Regions from separate parts of the Mus musculus genome. Here region 1 is linked to region 2. A link is a loop called in an ENCODE intact Hi-C map of the cell type or tissue named here. Cell type or tissue: gastrocnemius. All regions are shown on one strand. Links, peaks and the distances in the headings refer to the core of each region. The heading gives the core; the rest is flanking DNA.

Region 1 (2,915 bases), core at 177-2,676, 68 kb before region 2:
CATGGATCTGTTACACAGAGAAACAAACAAACAAACAACAAAGAAAACTTACATGTATGTAACATATTTCCTCCAAACCCTCTCTTATCTCCTTCCCATCTATGTCAACACTTCAGATGTCTCAATTTCTTGCCCAGATTCCCAATCTTGGAGCTTTGAATTAATTTACTTTAACTAGGTCCAGCTGTATAGCAACTGGATTGGCACTGTCTATTGACACCTGATGGTGACAACATACACAAACTTCTGACCTGAGACACTGGTATTTGTATCATTTGCTTCCATGAGAAAGGCTAAAGATGGAAAGAAATCATTATGGCAGTTAGCCATGAGGATACCTAGGGAATGCTGTCCTGGGGACTCCCTGAACACGGTGCTCATGTCAGTGTCAACCCTTGCTATGCCTGAAACATATCAATCACTTCTCAGTGCTGCTGAGATAAAGCACAAATAACTTGTTGTGGAAGACAAAGTGCTCTTTGACACCCCCCCCCCCAGCCTAATCTGTTTCCTACACGAACTCAACCCTCCGTCCATAATCAGAACTTTTCAGCTTTTTTATTCCATAGATTAGATTTTTAACACATTTCTTCCTCTGCAATGTCTTTCATTCCCCATCTACCTACTGAACTTGGCTCAACTCAGTGGGAAGGATAATACCTCCTTTTGGAAGCCTGTCTACCTGCGTTTCTTCTTTCTTTCCTTCATCTCTACTTCCCTCTCTCACTCCAGGCAGTGGCATGTGCTTTCCAATTGAGGCAGGAGACTATTAATTTGGAATAGAGTACGATGCCTAGGCTCAGAGTCTTACCAATCAGTGAGTAGCTGGGAGGTTTTCAAGGTCAGGACTATTCCTCAATCCCTGTGTCATATGATTCAGGTTCATGGTGTCTTCATCGATACAGTATTCCCAGCAAGTTCTGGAGGGTGACAAAGAGCAGTGGCAATAGCATGTGACAGTTGAGGAAGACCATGCCCCAACAACCCAAAAAGAGGTAGTCCATATCTATCTGTTCCTGGACTTTTTCTTTGATGGCCAATGATGGCTGACACACTCCATTATGGAGTCATTCCATTTACCCCACCCCTTTACATATGTAGACATTTTCTACAGTAGTAGACAGAGAATCTCAACTTTTAAAGAATTCATGCCACACCTACAGTGCAGGGCACAGCAGCAATAGCATTCAGAGAGAAGTACAGATAGGAAGGATAAACTCTCTAAAGTGAATGGAAGTTGGCAAGTATTGATTAGCCTAAACTGTGATTGGTAAGTTATGCATCTGACTGGGATGTGTCTAAGGAAACTCAACAGAGCTCACTGATGTGCTATTGTGGGAAAAGGACAACAGGCTCCTCACTTATGCTGGCCCAAGAGGACAGGAGCCTCTGGCTCACTTCCTGTATCAGACACCAGAGGGAACCAAAGGCAGGCCTTAAGGAAGAAGTCTGAGAACATGGGTGCTTCACAGATGAGAGTAAACACGGGCCCCCACTTTCTTGTGGTGCCTGAGCAGGTTTGAAGAGCAACTCCTGAGCCTGGGCTATTCCACCAGAGAAAAATGTTACATCATTAGTTTCACAAACCACCCTGATAAGTCTCATTCTTCAAAGCCAGTGGTTTAGAAACCCCAGAAGGCTCGGTGGAATAGTGAGGCATCAGAAGGCAGTCCTGTGAGCAGGCACCTGAGGGCTCACTGCTCCTGAAGTCCAGGCTCTGCACAGATTGTGAAAGTCAAAATGCGGAAGAAGTGATAGTTCAGGTCAGGTGGGAGAAAACTGGTTACTTCCCAAAGAGAAAAACTAAAGATCCCACAAACGTGAGCTAAGGGTCTGTGAGTGGAGTCGGGTGAGAGAATTTCCTCTTGTTGCGCAGGAACTGGGGCTTCATGAGGCAGGTCTCTGGATGAACACAACCACAGCAGTGGTTCCTGGTCACAACAGGCTCTAGACTGTGTTCCCTCTTCACATGGGGCTTCAGAGAGAAAAGAGGAGTTGATGTCTGGAAGCTCACACTAGTCCTTCAGAGACCTCTTGACAGATAGAACCACATCTGGAGTCTTATCCCACTTGGTGAGGATAAGACCATTACCCCAAATTTTAAGCCAAATTTGAAGCATGCTTTATTAAATGCTTGGCCAGGATGATGGACACTAGCCAGGACACTATCTGGGGTTCTCAGAGTATGGTCATGAATTGCAATAGTCAGAAACTTAAAAAGCAAAGCCCCACAAGGCTATGTACTACTTCTAGCCTTCACCCAACTGGGGGCAAGCATACATCATGACATACTTCTTTCCACCCATTTGTGATTGAGTATGTCCTGTTCGGTTGGGCGGTCAAGCTTGTTTACAAAAGCAACAACATGTGGCTTGCTATCTGACATACACAGCAGCCCCCAGCATTCCAGAAAGTTGTCCGTTCTTGTTTGGTTGATTTTTGTTTTATAGATCTGTTAAGCATGGGAATTTAAACTTAAAACATAACTTTGGCCTCACAACAGGAGTGTGGAATGATTCTCAAGCAAGAAACAAGCAGTTGCTCGTCTAGAGGAAATACAAAGACAAACAGTGGCACAGAGATTGAAGAAAAGGCCATCCAGAGACTGCCCCACCTAGGGATCCATCCCACAAGCAGACACCAAACCCAGACACTATTGCGGATGGCAAGAAGTGCTTGCTGACAGGAGCCTGATACAGCTGTCTCTGAGAGACTCTGCCAGGTCCTGACCAATATGGTTGTACACAGCCAAACAATGGACTGAATACAGGGACCTCAATGGGGAAGTTAGGGCAAACACTGTAGGAACTGAAGGAGTTTGCAACCCCAGAGGAAGAACAACACTATCAACCAACCAGACCCCCCAAGCTCCCAGAGACTAAACCGCCAGCCAAAGAGTTCACATGGAGGTACCC
Region 2 (2,915 bases), core at 274-2,773:
GGTGGCGAATCCTGATGGATCCACCCTTGAAACCGGGAGGCACTAGTAGCTACATTTTGTCCTCATGCTATTCCTGTCCAAAAGGACTGTAGGGTATTTTTTAAATTAGTGATTGAAGTAGGAGGGCCCTGCCCATGGTGGGTAGCAACATCCCTGGGCTAGCAGTCTGGGGTTGTATAAGAAAGCAGGCTGACAAGTAGTAAGGAGCAAGCCAGTAGGAAACACCCCTCCCTGGCTCCTGCCTAGTTTGAGTTCCTTCCTTAGCTCTTAGCTTCCTTCAGCGGGCTACATAATTCAGGATATGTGGATCACATAAACCCTTTCCTTGACAAGTTGCTTGTGGCCATGGTATTTCATCAAATCTGTAGAAACCCTAAGACAGGTATAATGTGCACAATGAAAAGTCCGATTTTCATTTGTTTGCAAGTCAAATTAAAATTAAATTGAAATTAAAAAGTGTAGATAGCAAAAGTAATTTATGTGGCCCAAAAGGAAAAGTATTCGGCACACGGCAGACAATTCATCTTTGCCCTCGTTCAGCTCCATGAGCTTAAGCAAGCTCCAACACAAGGCATCTGTCACAGCGGTGGCCGACATCGAGGACAGAAGTCCAGTCTCTTCTGTGCTCTTCCCCAGTGCTGGTGAAGGAAGCATTTATCAGAGACCCGGAAATGGAAGAGGTGTTTTATCTCATCTGCTGCACGTACTGACCTCTCAGAAACAGTAACATGTTCTTGGAAGAACCTGTGCTTGCCGGCGCAATCGCACTGGTCCACAGAAAACATCACCCACTTACTGCATTTTCCACCTTCACCTTTGTGATCTTGCGTTGCGGGGGTGCAGAAAAGCCCCTTGCTGCGAAGGTTAAAGTCCTGAACCGAGAGTAGTGGCACACGCCTTTAATCCCAGCACTCGGGGAGGCAGAGGCAGGAAAAAGTGAGTTCCAGGACAGCCAGGGCTATACAGAGAAACCCTGTCTCAAGAAACCAAAAAAAAAAAAAAAAAAAAAAAAAAAAAAGAGTCCCGGTCCTTCGCAAACTTCGCTGGTGACTTAAGGAGATCCTGCCCTTCTGCAGGATCCCATTGCCTCATCCCATGCTCAACCAATAATAAACATCCAACATTTGGACTGCCGTCTTCTATGCCCCACAGGTTTCTCTTTTAAACTGTTCTGGGATCTGGAGCCTAGATTGAAGAGCAACGCTAAGGACTCACTCATGCCACCTAGTGGCTGCCTGGTATATGGCTGAGTATTCCTAAACTTGAAATTTCCACTTTTTAATTTTTAATGAATTCAACTTTTCCTAGCGTCTATCATAAACACAAGTACCCAGAGGCGTTTAAGTCAGACCATGAACCTAGACAATTAACAAGATCTCAATGTGATCCTGTTAATATTGAAGCTGCCCGTGCCTTTTAAATCTCTACGGTGATATACTGTGTCTGAAACTACTAGAGGAGTGACTGGATAGCTCAAAGTCGTCCTTACAAACAAATAATATAAACGGTGACCACTAGAGTTTAGAAAGACAGAGAGTGTGGGGGAGGGACATGTCTCAGCACCTGTCCTGAAATAAGTAACATAGTGGGAATAATTTCCAGTATTCTATAGCAAAGCAGTATAACTGACAAGAGTTTGCAGGAAACGATTGCAGGTCTGCTGAGGACCTGCACGGAAAGAGTTAAAAGGCCCAAATATAAAAAAATGAGATTGGGGGCGTTAGAATATGGTAAAAAGAATGGTGCATAGTCAAATCAAAACAACCCTGAGATTCCATCTCACACCAGTCAGAATGGCTAAGATCAAAAATTCAGGCGACAGCAGATGCTTACGAGGATGTGGAGAAAGAGGAACACTCCTCCATTGTTAGTGGGATTGCAAGCTTGTACAACCACTCTGGAAATTAGTCTGGCGGTTTCTCAGAAAATTGGACATGGTACTACCAGAGGATCCCGCAATACCTCTCCTGGGCATATATCCAGAAGATGTTCCAACTAGTAAGAAAGAAACATGCTCCACTATGTTCATAGCAGCCTTATTTATAATAGCCAGAGGCTGGAAAGAACCCAGATGCCCCTCAACAGAGGAATGGATACAAAAAAATGTGGTACATTTACACAATGGAGTACTACTCAGCTATTAAAAAGAATGAATTTATGAAATTCCTAGGCAAGTGGTTGGACCTGGAGTGCATTATCCTGAGTGAGGTAACCCAATCACAAAAGAACTCAAATGATATGTACTCACTGATAAGTGGATATTAGCCCAGAAACTTAGAATACCCAAGATATAAGTTACAATTTGCAAAACACATGAAACTCAAGAAGAATGAAGACCAAAGTGTGGACACTTTGCCCCTTCTTAGAATTGGGAACAAAACACCCATGGAAGGAGTTACAGAGACAAAGTTTGGTGCTGAGACAAAAGGATGGACCATCTAGAGACTGCCATATCCAGGGATCCATCCCATAATCAGCCTCCAAACGCTGACACCATTGCATACACTAGCAAGACTGTGCTGATAGGACCCTGATATAGCAGTCTCTAGTGAGACTACACCGGGGCCTAGCAAACACATAAGTGGATGCTCACAGTTAGCTATTGGATGGATCACAGGGCCCCCAATGGAGGAGCTAGAGAAAATACCCAAGGAGCTAAAGGGAATTGCAACCCTATAGGTGGAACAACAATATGAACTAACCAGTACCCTGGAGCTCTTGACTCTAGCTGCATATGTATCAAAAGATGGCCTAGTCGGCCATCACTGGAAAGAGAGGCCTATTGGACTTGCAAACTTTATATGCCCCAGTAAAGGGGAATGCCAGGGCCAAAAAGTGGGAGTGAATGGGTAAGGGGGTGGGGGGGAGGGTATGGGGGACTTTTGGGATAGCATTGGAAATGTAAATGAGGAAAA

The links. Peaks named below come from ENCODE experiments on the same cell type or tissue, not always from the same donor. Only the 100,000 strongest peaks of a DNase experiment are listed, where the experiment ranks them.
Region 1: a loop joins it to region 2, with 7 times the contacts of the local background. A loop is called at or near these places in 10 of 42 quality-filtered maps.

What each region holds. Positions count from the first base shown.
Region 1 is chr3:68,645,156-68,648,070 of GRCm38, forward strand. No RefSeq gene overlaps it. Among named protein-coding and RNA genes, the nearest start is that of Il12a, 45 kb to the right of the region's middle. In gastrocnemius, for the core only: a CTCF peak has its summit at 1,412 (motif pointing right); a DNase peak (open chromatin) is centred at 1,429.
Region 2 is chr3:68,712,592-68,715,506 of GRCm38, forward strand. No RefSeq gene overlaps it. Among named protein-coding and RNA genes, the nearest start is that of Il12a, 23 kb to the left of the region's middle. In gastrocnemius, for the core only: no CTCF peak of the experiment used is centred there; a DNase peak (open chromatin) is centred at 1,215; H3K4me3 peaks cover 454 bases.